2 separate regions of the Homo sapiens genome follow, and region 2 is linked to region 1. A link is a contact called in ENCODE Hi-C data. All regions are on one chromosome and are shown on one strand. Each heading gives the region's core, a stretch centred on a gene start or an enhancer-like site at or near the end of the contact. The rest is flanking DNA. Distances are from core to core; before and after follow the strand shown. Region 1 holds the start of TFB1M (transcription factor B1, mitochondrial). Region 2 holds the start of AGPAT4 (1-acylglycerol-3-phosphate O-acyltransferase 4).

Region 1 (7,483 bases), core at 2,302-4,801:
AATTTGTTTAGCATAAATGCTTAAAGCAGGTTTTTTTCAAGGTGTAGTCAATAGACCCTCTGAGAGTGCTTGTTAAAAATGGAGATTTCCAGATTTCTCCAGACTATGGAATCAAAATCTCTGGAATGGGGCCTTGGGGATCTATAGTTGAGGAAAAACCTACATAATCTTTGGATACCTTGGGGTTTAAGCATCATGGCATAAAGATTTAAATTCAGCTTTTGCCTCCTAAAGCAGACACTTTAAGCATCTCACCTGTAATCCAGGAATAAATCGAGTGTCCTTTTCAACCACCAGAAGTTCAGCGACGTCGGCATTAAGAATAGATCTTGTGATTCCCCCTGGCCCAGGGCCCACTTCGTAAACATAAGCATTTGTCAGATTGCCAGCTTTCCTTACAATCTTATCTAGAGGAAAAAGAGTTTTAGTTATCTCAATTAACTTGGCAAATTTCAACGTATGAAATTTAGAGAGAAAAATCTTCTATAAAAATTCAGCCATTACCCAATCAATTGATCCTTTATGTATAATATTTATTTGACTATTTAACTCTCTACCTAAATTAACATGAAGTGGCAATCGAATATGCTACCACATCACCATTGAACTGTACCAGTCCCTTAACACACACAGGATTATCATGACAAAGTTTCTTAGCTTAAATTTAGCTAATATTGTAGTTTCCATCTGTCCCATGCAAATTCCTTTCAAACTGATTTGAAACCAACCGACTCCTAAGAACAGACTGGATAAGAATGCAGCACTTTTCTATAGTTATTGAACATTGAATATCTGAATAAGCAATACTAGTTTCACATTCAGAATCTTCAGTATTGCTAGTGAAATCCAAAAGCAAAAAGTGCTGAAGTCTTATTTTTATCTAGAGACATCTTGGTGGTGGTCACTATGGCAATGGCAATAAGTTCTTAGATCGTAAGATTTTCAGAAATTTGAATTCTTAGTCATTTTCAGGAAAAAGTTAAATTGAGCAGTTGAGGGTTTTTAAAGCTTTGCACACATGCATGTTAATACAGAAAAATTAATTTTTTAATTAATCAAATTCAAGTTAGCAGCCCTTAAGACATCATAAAAAGGTAGAGTACTGACTCTGTGCAACCAGTCATCACATCTGGAAAAACATGCAATGGGCTGGTCTTAGTGATTCTGAGATATGGAAATCCAAGGAACTGGTCTTCCTAGGATAGTGGAAATTTAGTCACTAAAAACATACCAGCACTTCTTGTAGGTGTTCACAGTCCTATTTTTGCTTGTTTTCAACAACATAACTTTGTCAGCTAAAATGCGGAAACTAGTTTCTCAGCCATCCAAAAATGGTTTAGTCTTTTAACAGGGAGGGAATTAGCATCCACTGACCATCTTATCTATTATGATGGATTTACACACATTCTCACCTAATCCTTACATGTTAACCAAGGACTCCTATCCCAATTTCATTTCTCTTAACTTTTCAGTTTCCTTGTCTATTGTTTTATTTGTACAAGGTCATGGACTTCAACATAGGTATAAATCCTAAAGCCAATGCCTCTCAGAGGGAACAGGAATGATACATTATGGAATAAATTTAATACTCTCCTTCTTTAAAATGGAGAGCTACAACAGTAGGCAGGTCTCTGCTCTCAAACTTTTCAGGCACATTGAAATACAAATGAATATTAAAGAAGCGCTATCAAATCAATGAGCTTGGATTTCAATCTTGCTCTCTTCTGCCTGAGCTTCTAACCTCAGCTAAGTACCCTCATCTCCGTTAACTCTGGTTCCCATAGAAAGAGTGGATAATATCTAGAATTTGAAACTTACTCCTGAAGATAAAGGCTCATGAGAAAATGTATTTGAAGGATTTTAAAAAATACACAGACCTATAACTTCTGCCCTGAGAATGGTGATTTATATTTAGAATGTGGCTAATAACAAGCAGAAAAGGCTGGTACTAGCTATTACTAGAACCAAAGAATTTTAGAGTGGGCAATCTTTTAAAGTAGTAGGCCCTTCTTCCAATTAAAAGATGAGGAAACTACTGGACATGGTGGCTCACACCTGTAATCCCAACACTTTGGAAGGCCGAGGCGAGTGGATCACTTGAGATCAGGAGTTTGAGACCAGCCTGAGCAACATAGTGAAACCCTGTCTTTACTAAAAACACAAAATTAGCTAGGCACGGTGGCTCACGCCTGTAATCCTAGCTACCTGGGAGGCTGAGGCACGAGAATCACTTGAACCGGGGAGGCGGAGGTTGCAGTGAGCTGAGATCATGCCATTGCACTCCAGCTTGGGCAACAAGAGTGAAACTCCATCTTAAAAAAAGAAAAAAAAAAAAAAGAGAAAACTTGAGTTAAATTATTTTATCCAAAGTCATATTGGTACAGGCAGAATAAAGACTACATGTCCAAGAAATAAAACATTTTATGTTTTCTGGAGTGTGCTTCATTTAAGTGAAAATGAACTTTTTGGGTGTGATTTACTGCTCTTTTCAACTTCTGAAGTGGGACTAAATAGAATGAAATATGAAAATCTCAAAACCTAAGTACTCCAGCCGTGACTTAGTAGACGTATTTGTAATATATTTTTGCAACCTCATCTCATAGAACATCACTAAGCAATGGTGATGGTGGTTAAACCAATATATAAATACATTCGTCAAAACTCATCAAATTGAGCACTTCAAACTTATTAATTTTATTGCACATAAATTATATCTCATAAAAAGTAACTTTAAACAATTAGGTGTGGGAATGTAAACTTGCTAAAAGTAAGCTCCTCGAGGAAACACCGCCTTGTTCACGCCCATATCCTACCCCCGGCACTAGCACAATGTTGCTTGTGTAATATGTACTTATGAATGAATATTAGCGCCCCCGAGGCTTAGACTGAACAGGTAAACGTTTAAAAAACGAATCATACGAGGGATACTCTTTTCACCAAGTTATTGATAAAATCCTCGCATCAATTTAAATTCTGGTAACTTTAAACTGCATGTAAAGCAACTGCAGTCAGCATGTGCTGTACTATTTCAGAATGATTGATTTCACAGTGACCCAGATTCCAATATTCACTAGCGCCTTTCACGACCCATGAACCCTTCCTCCCCTAGGGAGCTTGGCATTTATGCAGCCTGCCGGCAGGCTACACCCCCCCGAACGCGGAGTTTTGTGAGCAATCAACGCACTTCACGTGTCTCCTGGGCGGTGGGACCGGAGTTCTGATACAAAGAGGTCGAAGGACCTGACCAAAAGCCCGTCGCACGCCAGTGCCTGGACACCCGCCCGCGGGGACGTGCAAGACCCCCCGGCCCACGCCCCCACGGACACTGGGGAGACATCCGGGGAGCACTGCTAAGCCATCCACCTGTCAGCCTCAAGTCCAGGAGGAAATTCTGTGATAGCTGCTTCGCTGCTTGCAGTCTTAACAACTTAATGATTTCTCGAATCGTGGGCAACGGAGGGAGACGGCAAGTGCTGAGTTTTCCGGAGGCAGCCATGATACGCGGCAAGCACCATCCAACCCTACCTCACCCAGGACCTTCACCGCCGCTCCGAAAGAAACGCGCAGGGGAGGAACCTGCGAGACCTAAGGCCCGCCTCGGAGTCAGCCCCATTGGTCAGACCTATCCCACCGGAAGCGATGACCGCGGACAGGAAATTCCCGGCGTGCTGAGAGCGCATGCGCTAAGTCCTGCCGCGAGAAGGGCAGGCTGGGTGGTCGGCGGCTTCCGCCTGTGAGAGCCGGGGGAGAGCCGGGTGGACTAGGCTTCTCCTGGGCGGGCTATGGGGAGAGCGCCCAGGAGGGCGGGACGAGGCGGGGCCTGGACAGGGTGGGGTTTTTCGGAGGAGTTGCTCTGAGAGGTGCAGCCGGTTTACTCCCGCCCTGAAGTTCCCAAGGGCTTCCGGCTCTTTAACGTTCTAAATACCTGTCTGTGAATATTAGAGGAAAAGCGGGTGCTTAGAGGCAAAGCTACTGTTTGTTAGCAATTCTTTCTTACTGTGAGGCGTTTTTAGAACCGCCGCTCTGCAGATGCTGCATGATGGGTTTTTAACTTCGTTCAGCCTCAGTTTTTTCATCAGTTAAATGGAGCTAATGTCTACCTCAAAATTGTGAGCACTAAATGAGAGAGATCGCCTGGTGTGCACGTTCAGAACATAGTGCACGCATGGCATTGGGTAAGCTCCCACGTGATCAGTGGTGGCTGTTATTATTTGGCAGATGAATAATTGGCCAGTGTAAAGAGGTCATTCGATTTGCTAGGATTACAGCTAAGAACAGAGAGAAGACTGAAATATGAGTTCTGTCTTTCCGTTATACGAGATAAAAACAACGAAGCAAAAAAAAAAAAAAATTAAAGTTTCTCTGATAGGTGGGAGAATTTTGCTGTTTTAACCCTGCTTATGTTTGGACATTGCTGCGTTGATCACAAATGAATTTTAAAGTTTCTGTTCCTCAATTAGTAAGTTTTTAAAAAAGCTAATGGAAAACGAAACAACTATGGGTATGGATATAAAAATGAGGAGTACTTTGAAATTCCAGTGGAAAACTCAACCACCTTCTATAAAAGCTGTTTTAAAAGGAACTGAGATAATCTCCTAGCTTTAAAAAATAGTGATGACTACCATAGAGGTAAGGAGATTTGCCCAACGTGGCATCAAAATGTAGACTGGAAGTACAAACTCTTGATTCAGATATCTTATCGTCCAAAACACAGTATACCTGACAAAGCATTATTTCACAGTTATATTCATTATTTCCCGTACTCCTCACAATGGTCCCATGTGAATGAGATTATTATTCTTAGTTTGCTGTGAAGAAATAGGGGAGGTGAGGTCATTTGACAATGCCCAGAGTCAGACAGCAAAGTACAGAGAGAAGACAACCTGAGTTGTGTTTTTTCTGAGTTCTGATCTCACTGGCCACACTCAAGTATCAGCTTATTATTTTTAAGTTAATATGTGTTAATTTTGTAACATCTAAATATATAGAAATACGAATCTAGGTGTAAACATAAGCTTACAGTTTTCATATGACTATTTAAAACAATTGCAATAAATATATACAAAACCAATACAAATGGTCTTATTAATTGACAAGGATGAACACTGTTAAATCACGACACTTAGTGCTAACTGGCAGGTTTTCTTTTTTTTTTTTTTTTAAGTTTCAGCCTACCAGTGATCCAGTGTGCCATGTAATGACTGAATGTTCTCATTAGTTTTCTGGAGTCAAACTATTACCAAATCTTTGTTCAATTTTTTTTCCATTGTCGCTTGTCTTTCTTTTGGAAGAATATGGAAGCTACATATTAAGTCTGCCTGCATCTGTTTTCAGTAGCTTGGAAACAAGTGAATTTGAATTATTTGGCACTAATGCTACCATGAACACACACGTTGTGTAACAGGTATAAAGAGGATGTTCAGATGACCCCAAATATAATCACATGAGCTTTTTAAAAGATTAACATCAACATAAAAACAAACTAAAATCTAAATGAGTGAAACACCTTTGCGTGGAGAATTTGTAGATTCCTGATAATTTGTCCCCAGATCTAAATATGAATTTATGGATGGTTTATACCATGCCATCTTCAATAACTGAACCTATTTATAAAGCAGCTTCCTTTGTTACTTAATTCTCATTTCAATTCTGTGATGTAGGTTCACAAAGATGTGTCTTAGTTCATTCCTGCTGCTATAACAAAATATCTGAGACTGGGTAATTTATAAAGAACAGAAATGTACTTCTCACAGTACTGGAGGCTGAAAGTCCAAGATCAAGGAGCTGGCAAGTTTGTTGCCTTGTGAAGGCTGCTCTCTTTACCTCAAGATAGCATCTTGTTGCTGCATCCCCCAGAAAAGAGGAATGTCATGTCCTCACATGTCCAAAGGCAGAAGGGCAAAAAGGGATTAGCTAATTCCCTCCAGCTCTTCATAAGGTTGCTAATCCCATTTATGAGAGCTCTACCTCAATCAATTAATCACCCACTTAGGGCCTCCCTGTCAATATACTATCACATTGGTGATTTAGTTTCAGCACATGAATTTTGGGGGACATTCAGACCATAGCACAGTGCTTTGCTAGTAAGTGGTGTAACTGAGTTTAGATCTTCTGACTGCACTGTGCTTTTTATTAACCTCTGATACGTGTTAAATAATTTTTTAACTGAGTTAAAAATTCTAGCTTAGGAGAATCTTCCAAGTTTTTAATAGTTCTTGAGATCCAATTTTTATCATAAATATCTAATCCTCAGTTTTTAATTTTCAGAAAATTATGCATAACTCCCTGCAAAAGCCTAAGAAATCAGCAGGGGGTGTTTTAGTAGTGTATTTCACATATTAATGCAAATGGTTTTATCCCTTAAAAGAGAGGTATGCAGTTTCATCAGTTTTGAAGCTTTGAAGTGTCTGCTTCATCTAGATACAGATTTTAATATGCTAAAATATTATAATTAATACAGAAATCACTAGCCCCACCTGTCAGTGAAGATGAAGAACTACAAATGATTCATGCTAAACTATATTGTAGTATTCTAATTTGCGTAAAATCCCAAAATGATTATGTAGGAAAATTACTTATTATTTTAGTATTTACTTTAATAAAAATGCATATGTGACTTTATTTGGTATAAGTGATTTAGTCTCTATTTATAGAAAAAGTGCTAATTTTAAAAGGTTGTCATTTTACCGTTCCCTGAAAGAGACTTGAAAGCTGCAGAGAGCAATATCTTCCTGCCATGTGGGAATTTTCAGAGAAAATTAAATGTGGCTTGGAATTGCCAAATTGAACTTTATAAAATGACTATTATGGTATGTAAAGTGCCCTTTTCCGATAGTATTTTATAATTACATATAATATGATTCAATGCTCCAGAGAAATACTAAGAGCTGCATTTCACACATATTTAGGGTTTTTTTTGTTTTAATGGCTCTTTGATGCACACTGTTCATTCACAAAGGAATCTAGTGACCTACCTAGAGGGAAGAAGGAAAAACGTGATAACTCTGAGCAGACGGACCAAATGCTTATTCTGTGGGGATAGAAGTAGGGCAACTTATGGCAACAACACGAGCTAATTGCCTGAGGGAACCATGGAACACTTACACTATTTTTGAAAATACAGCGTTTATCCCTGTTTCAAGCAGTATTTGAAAGCCTGCTCATTGTCCCCAAAGGTCTGTGAATTATTGCCAAGTATCCTAATAAGATGTTGAGGATGGGCAACTCGTTCGACTCAGGGAGCTATGGGTAGGGCTTTTTCCTATACAGTAAGCAAACCTTTTTGTGAATGAAGAAAATATGCTAACAGCATTATAAACGAATTAGCCTTTATTATATAGGCAAACCTTTGAGATACTATGGGTTCAGTATCAGACCACCAAAATAAAGTGAATATCTCCATAAAGTGAGACAGATGAAGTTTTTGGTTTCCCAGTGCATATGAAAGGTATGCATACATTCTATTGTTGTCTATTAAGTGTGC
Region 2 (7,483 bases), core at 2,558-5,057, 6.0 Mb after region 1:
TTCCTACAGCCTGGCAGCCACTGCAGACCTTCCCAAGCCCATGCATGAAGCCAGGTTTCAGAGTTCCAGCGCTTCCTTTCCAAACTGATTCTCACACAAAGAATAATGAATTTGAGTTGCCCAAGCTCTAGGAAATGTTACATGATTATTATGATTATATTTCAAAATAGGAGTGATGAAAGGCGTTTCACCAAAGATTTAGAGGTCAAACACCATTCAGAAATGTGAATGTGGGCCAGGCACGGTGGCTCACGCCTGTAATCCCAGCATTCTGGGAGGCCAAGGCAGGTGCATCACCTGAGGTCAGGAGTTCGAGACCAGCCTGGCCAATACAGTGAAATTCTATCTCTACTAAAAATACAAAAAAATAAAAAATAAATTAGCTGGGCGTGGTGCCACATGCTTGTGATCCCAGCTACTCGGGAGGCTGAGGCAGGAGAATCGCTTGAATCCAGGAGGGGGAGGTTGTGGTGAGCCGAGATCACGCCATTGCACTCCAGCCTGGGCGACAGAGCAAGACTTCATCTCAAAAAAAAAATAAATGTGAATGCGGCTTTGTCCCATAACCATCAGACCTCCTTTCCAGAATAAAGGAGACTGCACAAAACGTGTGACATTTACCAAACCCTCATTTGAGCATCCAATAATTTAAAACAATGGCAATGGCAGGAATTATGAAGATGACATTCCGGGTAAGTTCCTGGTTGCGTCTTCCCCAGTTTCATACCTGTTTAAAGTCTAGTGTAAGTCTGGCCTTTCGTTGTTAAGCTGAAGCTAAAAAAGTATTGGATTAGGAAGGATTCTGCCTTCTGTTCAGTCTTCTAACAGTCCTTCTTTTTCTGATTAAGAAAAACTTCTGTCCCCAATTTACATCTACTTATGCTTTCAACCAGCACAGAGTATACCTGCTCTACTTCTATACTAAAGACTGACTTCTCCCTTCTTGGAGTTAAGAACCCTGAACCATGATCCATTTCTTACCATCCACCTTTGCTATCTAAGACACCCTCTCCTTCTTCCCTTGAACCGTCTGCCTCCTCTCCTATAAAGCTTCAGCAGCAGGATGAAGACTCTCTAGTATTCTTCTCATACTAATTGCGTCTCCTTGACTGGCTGTTGCCTCCCCCTTCCTTCCAGCTGGGTGCTCTGCTCTTCTTTTCGCCACCCGTTTGGTGGATTTTAAGCTTGAGAGCACAGACTACAACTGCTGCCTTCTTCACCAACTTCACAGCAGAGCCTTGCAGACAGTAAAATCCCAATAAAATGACGGCTGACTCACCCTCTGGGTGTCACCTCTGTCAGCCTCTTCCATGGGACCCTACGTTTACTTTATACTCACAGCTCCACTTACCTTCCCTAGGCCAAAGCTGCTAACTGCTTTAACCTCTACTCAGCATCTGAATATCAGACAGTGTTTTGTTTGTTTATTGGGTTTGGGTTTTTTGTTGTTTTTGTTTTGGCTGTGCTTCTGAGGAAGTCTTGCTCTTTTTCCTTTCAGTTCTATTCCATTAGGCTTTTTGCTGTGAAATTTTGAATCTGGAAACTCAAGAGAACCGACATCGCAGACTTTGATTTACATGCTGTCAATCTGCTTTGGAAGGTCATGTGGCAAATCTGCCCTTGAGGACCATTTTCAGACAGGAAAAACAGTAATTTCAGCCTGGCTGCTTTTCAGAATTCTTTGCAAACATCAGATGCTCACAATCCAACCGTTTCTCTGTGTACTAACATGTGCTTTTCAAAATGAGTGTCATATTCTTTTTAGTAATACTTTTCTGTGTGTTATGCCCTTTAAATAGTTCTCGTCTTTAACTCCATGTGGCTCTGGTTTGTTTTGTGCCATGCTATTTTGCCCCATTTTCAGGTAACTTTTCTACCTGAATTACTTAGGACCTCTGGATTTATAGCAGATTTGATAAGACATAGATGATAGCATATTTAGATAAGGATCACAGCAAACAGAACCTCACTGAAACCACCCATTCTTCCTGCTTCCACATGGCAGGGTTGCTCAAGGTTTATAAGTAATGATTTTGGCTTTAGCAGCCGGAAGGTATGAGGGCTAAGTGACCTTCACACATGTTTATCTTAAATTATAGATAATTTTAAGAGTCATGAATGGGATTACTACTTATCTATTTTATAAAAGCTAATTATTTGGGATGCCCATCAGAAGAATGGTATCCCTTATCAAACGCTTCCTTAGACGTACTGAATAAAAGCATCAGTTTAGCCGGTACCTGTTAAGAGGCTATGTCTTTCTAAGAGATGTGTTATTTGATTCTAATTATAATTAACTTTGCTTATTACTAAGTAGATAATAATTTTCTCATTTCATATTTTTTCTGAATAACAGTTTTTCTCCCCATAGAGAATATTCAGAAGATGGAATCCTTTTAACGTAGAACTCAAGATGTGCCCTGTTCTCCCTGCCCGCCTCCCATTTCCCTAAACACACACACACACACACACACACACAAACACACACATTCTCCCTTCTCTCAAGATACTTTTTTTCCAACTGAGAGTCGTTGACTAATCACAGATGAGTTAATCCTTCCACAGTTTTGAAAAAGTCTAGCAACCCTCACCTTGAAGAGAGTGAATAGCGTGGCTAATCCATCTAAGAACAATGCACGAAAACGAAAAACGGAGAATCCTGCCCGGCAGTTAATTTGTTACTCATACTTGTTGAACTTAAGATTTGGAGCTAAATAAGTGCAGATGAGAGCAAAGACCCATCTTTTAAATATTTAAGCTTTTAGGCAAACCTGGGCAGGCAATATCACATTTATCAGTGCGAATTCTCCAATGCTCTCTAAAACTTTATTTCAATGATCTCACCTCCTGTAAGGAATTAATTCCCCCTTAGCTTGACCACAGGATCAATATCTTATCTTAAGAAGTGTTTAGGTTTTCTAAAAAAAGACCAGACACTGAAGACTTACATAAACATCAAAGCATTCTTTTTTTAATTCCTCGATATGGAGAAATTCATAGGCCGAAAATTAGGTAAATAGAGAGGTAATTACCAATGCCTGTTTCCTTGACAACTCCCCTCCCCCACCCCTCCTGTGATAGGGAAAAACCAAAATGAAAGTGAGGAGGGGTAGCCACAAGCCATGCTGGATTTTAGCAAACCAAAGCAAGAAGCAGAGCAGAAAGCTGCAAACTAGACACAAAATACAAATAAATCAATGTATATCGGGGCTGCATATTGTGTAGTATTTTTGTGGTTGCCATAGAAACGTCAGCGACGGAAGAACATGTTGCATGACACAAAAGAGAGCAATATGTAATAGGAACATTCCCCCCACCACCACCCCCCGCCCAGCTTCGTCTATAGCAGAGAAAATGCTTTAGCCCCGGGAGGGGGCTGGGTGGGTGGGTAAATGAAGCCAGGAACAGCAGCTTGAAATCACAGCCCAGAAAGGGACGCTCACCCGGCCCAGCACAAAGCGAGGGTCCTTTTGTACCAGCAGAGCCTCTCTTCGCCTCCCTCCAGGCGCCCCCTGCACCTTTCCCCCGCCCGCCTTGCACTCCCCCCCCGCCCCCGGAGCCTACCCCTTCCAGAGGTCCTAAGGAAATCCAGCCCAGGAGAGAAAAATATGCTGGGAAGAGGAATGCAAACATCAGCCACACCCAGCGGGGAAGGTGCCTGCGAACGGCACCAGGACCACATACCTCCTTCCTGGCAGCCTTTGGCACATGGACTTAGAAACCAGAAGCTGAGATGGAGCCGGCTGGGTTCAGAAATTGCCACTAGTTTATAAGAGCTGTAAGTCAGCCAACACTGGAAAGAAAAAGCGAGACTCCACCCATGGGGTGGACCCTTCAGGAAGAAAAAAAAAAAAAAAGTGGTCCTCAGCTGACGTCTCTCCCCACCCATGTCACTTCCTTTTAAAGCTACAAGTTAGCAGTTGCCGAGAGGGAAGAGCGAGCTGGTGTAATATGAGTCACTCCCTTCCCCTTCCAATTAGTGTAAGGCAGTGCTTCAGTTGGCTTCACGTTTGAAATCGCTTTTGAAATCTGGCTCGGGAAGCTGCCAGGATAAAAAAAAAATGAAAGCCCCCTGGAAGTGGCCTTGCTTTCTCTCCCCTTTCTCCCAAATCCTGTTGCATCCCTGCGCCCTAACGGCTCCTCTAACCTCAACCCAGACTCCGGCTCCGTCTGTGTTGCAACCTGGAAATTGTCCTCAGTTGGCTCATTTTTAATTCAGCAAGCGTAGGATCAATATGCCCACCCTCAAAACTCTCCCCTCACCTCTCCTCGGTCCGCTGTGCTGGAAGGAGATTGCGTTGCACTCAGAAGAGTCCAAATCATCTTAAACAAAATAAGCCTCAGCACTCAAGAGATTGAGATGTTATGAAGTGGGATGAAAGAAGCTTGGAGGTCGATTGATGTATTTTCTGTTTTCAAACCTTAGCACCATGGTTGATTACCACTGCACAGGCGTGCACACACGTACTGTCGCATGCTCACATGCACGTGGCATTTACACAGGTGTATCAGAGAGGGTCTGGGCAGACCTTTATAGTAAAAGTGTCTTCACAATTTTTAAAAAGGGTGGGCTGTTGAAAGTCCAGAAATGCCAGGATCTAGAAAATTATTTCAATTTCAAAATACTGAGGTGTATTCCTTTCAAATGTCCACTATTACAGCCATTGTCAAAATAATATTTAACTATTTACTTGACTCCTGGGTTAACCTTGTTCTTTAGATGTTTATAATCTATAAAGGAAAAATACATGTGCTCACAAATAGCCCAAGCACATTGCAGAATTACTAACAGCTATGCAAGTGTCAAAACCAGTGTGTCATGAAGACAGAATAGAAAGTGCTTTTTTGATTGCGATGGGGGAAGGCATTGATCATTCAGGAAACAGGGTTTGGAGTGGGTCCTATGGGAGGTGGCATTTTTCTTGTCTGTGATGAGAGACGGGGAGAGTGAAGCAGAATGTGGTGGAAGAGAAAGGATATGTGAGGCAAACAAAAAAAGGATCAGAACAGAAACCCATTTGTAGCAATAACTTGTTTTAATATCCATGTGAAAATAAATTTGACCACAGAGTAATGCTTATAAAAGATTTTTATAAAAAGTTCCTTGTAGTCATCATCTCTCGTAACTTTTCGAACTATGTTTTACGACCCATGTGCTTCTAGATTTGGTGGAAACTTGAGTTTTTCAAAGTGTTTTTCAAGTAGAGTTACACTGTTTTTCACGGTTGAATTCTGAATGGTAATTTATTTCAAAACCTACAAATTGCATAAATTCCTGATAATGTTATAAGTACAGTCAGTGATTTCAGTGGAAATGATAGGAAATTTAAAATTTGGACAATTGTAACTTTTATCCTGATCTCAGTACTTTAACATCCTCATTCCATTATTACATTACAATTATTATTATACTTATTATTGCTAACACTTTGCCTGTCTAGACAATGTTGCTCAGTCCCAGTTATCTCAGATATAGCTGAGAAATATGGGAGAAAAAGTTACTATTTCTAAAAATTTAACATAGAAATTCAAAATTCATGGATTAAATCCTATGCTTTTTTTTTTGAGACAGAGTCTTGCTCTGTTGCCCAGGCTGGAGTGCAATGATACGATCTCAGCTCACTGCAACCTCCACCTCCTGTGTTCAAGCAATTCTCGTGCTGCAGCCTCCCAAATAGCTGGGATTACAGACATACACTACCACACCCAGCTGATTTTTTGTGTTTTTGGTTGAGACGAAGTTTCACCATGTTGCCCAGGCTGGTCTCTAACTCCTGACCTCAGGTGATCCACCTCCACCTCCCAAAGTGCTGTGATTACAGGCAGGGAGTCACCACGCCCAGCCCTATGCACATTATTGAGTGCCATTTAGAGTCTATCCTTATGTGCCCTTATTTAGCTATTTCTATCTATACAAGGAATTGTGAATATTTCCAGGTCACAACGTAACAACTCAGTTCAATGTATGTTTATTGAGCATCCATGTTAGTTGCTGAAGATACAAAAACACAGATAAGACATGGAAATGGCCCCAAAGTGCTCAAAGTCTTAGAAGGGAAAGCGAAATGTAAACAGTTAAGACACAATGGAGGCAATGATTGACATTTGTACAAGATTCAGAGGTGGTTCGAGAATGGGAAAAGGAGAGGGAGGATACATCTACATAGTTTCTTAGCTAACAGTGGACTCTAAAAGGGGTGGAGGTGGACAGTATACTCATCCGTGAGATGGTAAGAAATAAATACTGGCAGTTGGAGAGAGGAGAAAAAAATTGAAAAGGAGACACAAATCATAAATTGGTAACCTAAAAAAGATATATAAGTGGTCCGTAAACAAAGAGGCAACCTTACATAAAAATACAAGTCACAAAGTAAGGATGTTATTTCTTTGCCTAGTCACTTGTCCAACACTCAAAAAGCTAGAACGTGCAGTGCAGAGAATGCAATGCCATGGGTTCTCTCTTCTGCTGGTGATGGCAAATTGATACAATCTCTGGAATTCAATTAAAGAAGATTTTTCATGAGCCTTTAAAATGTTCATACCCCTTAATCCAATAATTCGACTCAGAATAATTTATACCAAGGACATAAGCAGAGATAAATTCAAAGATTTGGGAACATGTATATTCATCAGAGCCATTTATAATAGTAAAGTCTGGAAACCATCTGAGTGTTTGAAGTAGCAGGTTAGCTATGGAAATGATGTAATCTTCATATGATGAAACACTCTACAAAAAATTAAAATTCTGTGTTTGAAAGACCTAGGGAAATTCATGGTATCTTAAGTGTAAAGGGAACTAAGCTTTATATAAATTATGGTCCCGTTTTCGTGATTCTATAAATATATATTACAGTGTGTGTAGTGGGTTGAATAAGTGTCCCCCAGTGTCCCCCACAAATTCATGTTCACCCAGAACCTCACAATATGAATTTGTTTAGAAACAGAGTCTTTGCAGATGTTAATCAGCTGAGACGAAGTCATTCTGGATTAGGATGGGCTATAGACCCAATACCTGGTGTCCTTATAAAAAGAGGAGAGGATGCAGAAAGACACACACATAGAATAAGGCCATGTGATGGCGGAGGTAGAGATGGGAATGATGTGTCTATGAATCAAAGATTGCTGGCAAACACCAGAAACCAGGAGAGACGCATGGAACAGACTCTCTGAGAGCCTCCAGAAGGACCCAACCCTGCTGATGCCTTAATTTTAGATTCCTGGCCTCGTGAACTGTAAGAGAATAAATTTCTGTTGTTTTAAGTCACACAGTTTGTGCTAATTTGTGATGGCAGCTCTGGGAAACTTAATGCAGTGTGATGAAGATCATGAAACTGTTAATAATCATTACTTCTGGAGAGTGAGATTGAGGATGATTTTTATTTGCTTCTTTATATGTGATTGCACTTTGGAGAACTTTCTACAATGGATGAACACGTGTGACTTTTACAGTAACAAGATTAGGACTAAAAACCAAATAACCTAG

The links. Hi-C counts contacts between places; a loop is a spot of excess contacts on that map. Pooled maps may share reads with other maps.
Region 2: a loop to region 1 is called in a pooled map, with 18 times the contacts of the local background. The contact joins the promoter of AGPAT4 here to the promoter of TFB1M in region 1. A Hi-C loop is called at or near these places in 7 of 50 pooled maps.

Annotation. Positions count from the first base shown.
Region 1 is chr6:155,310,933-155,318,415 of GRCh38, forward strand. It overlaps TFB1M (transcription factor B1, mitochondrial), which reads right to left and starts at 3,552. Exons shown (of 7, transcript NM_016020.4): 1 at 3,364-3,552; 2 at 256-407. The coding sequence starts at 3,496. RefSeq lists enhancers at 3,327-3,646, 3,645-4,635, 3,717-3,766, 4,317-4,366 and a silencer at 3,817-3,896.
Region 2 is chr6:161,270,254-161,277,736 of GRCh38, forward strand. AGPAT4 (1-acylglycerol-3-phosphate O-acyltransferase 4) reads right to left here and starts at 3,808. Exons shown (of 9, transcript NM_020133.3): 1 at 3,685-3,808.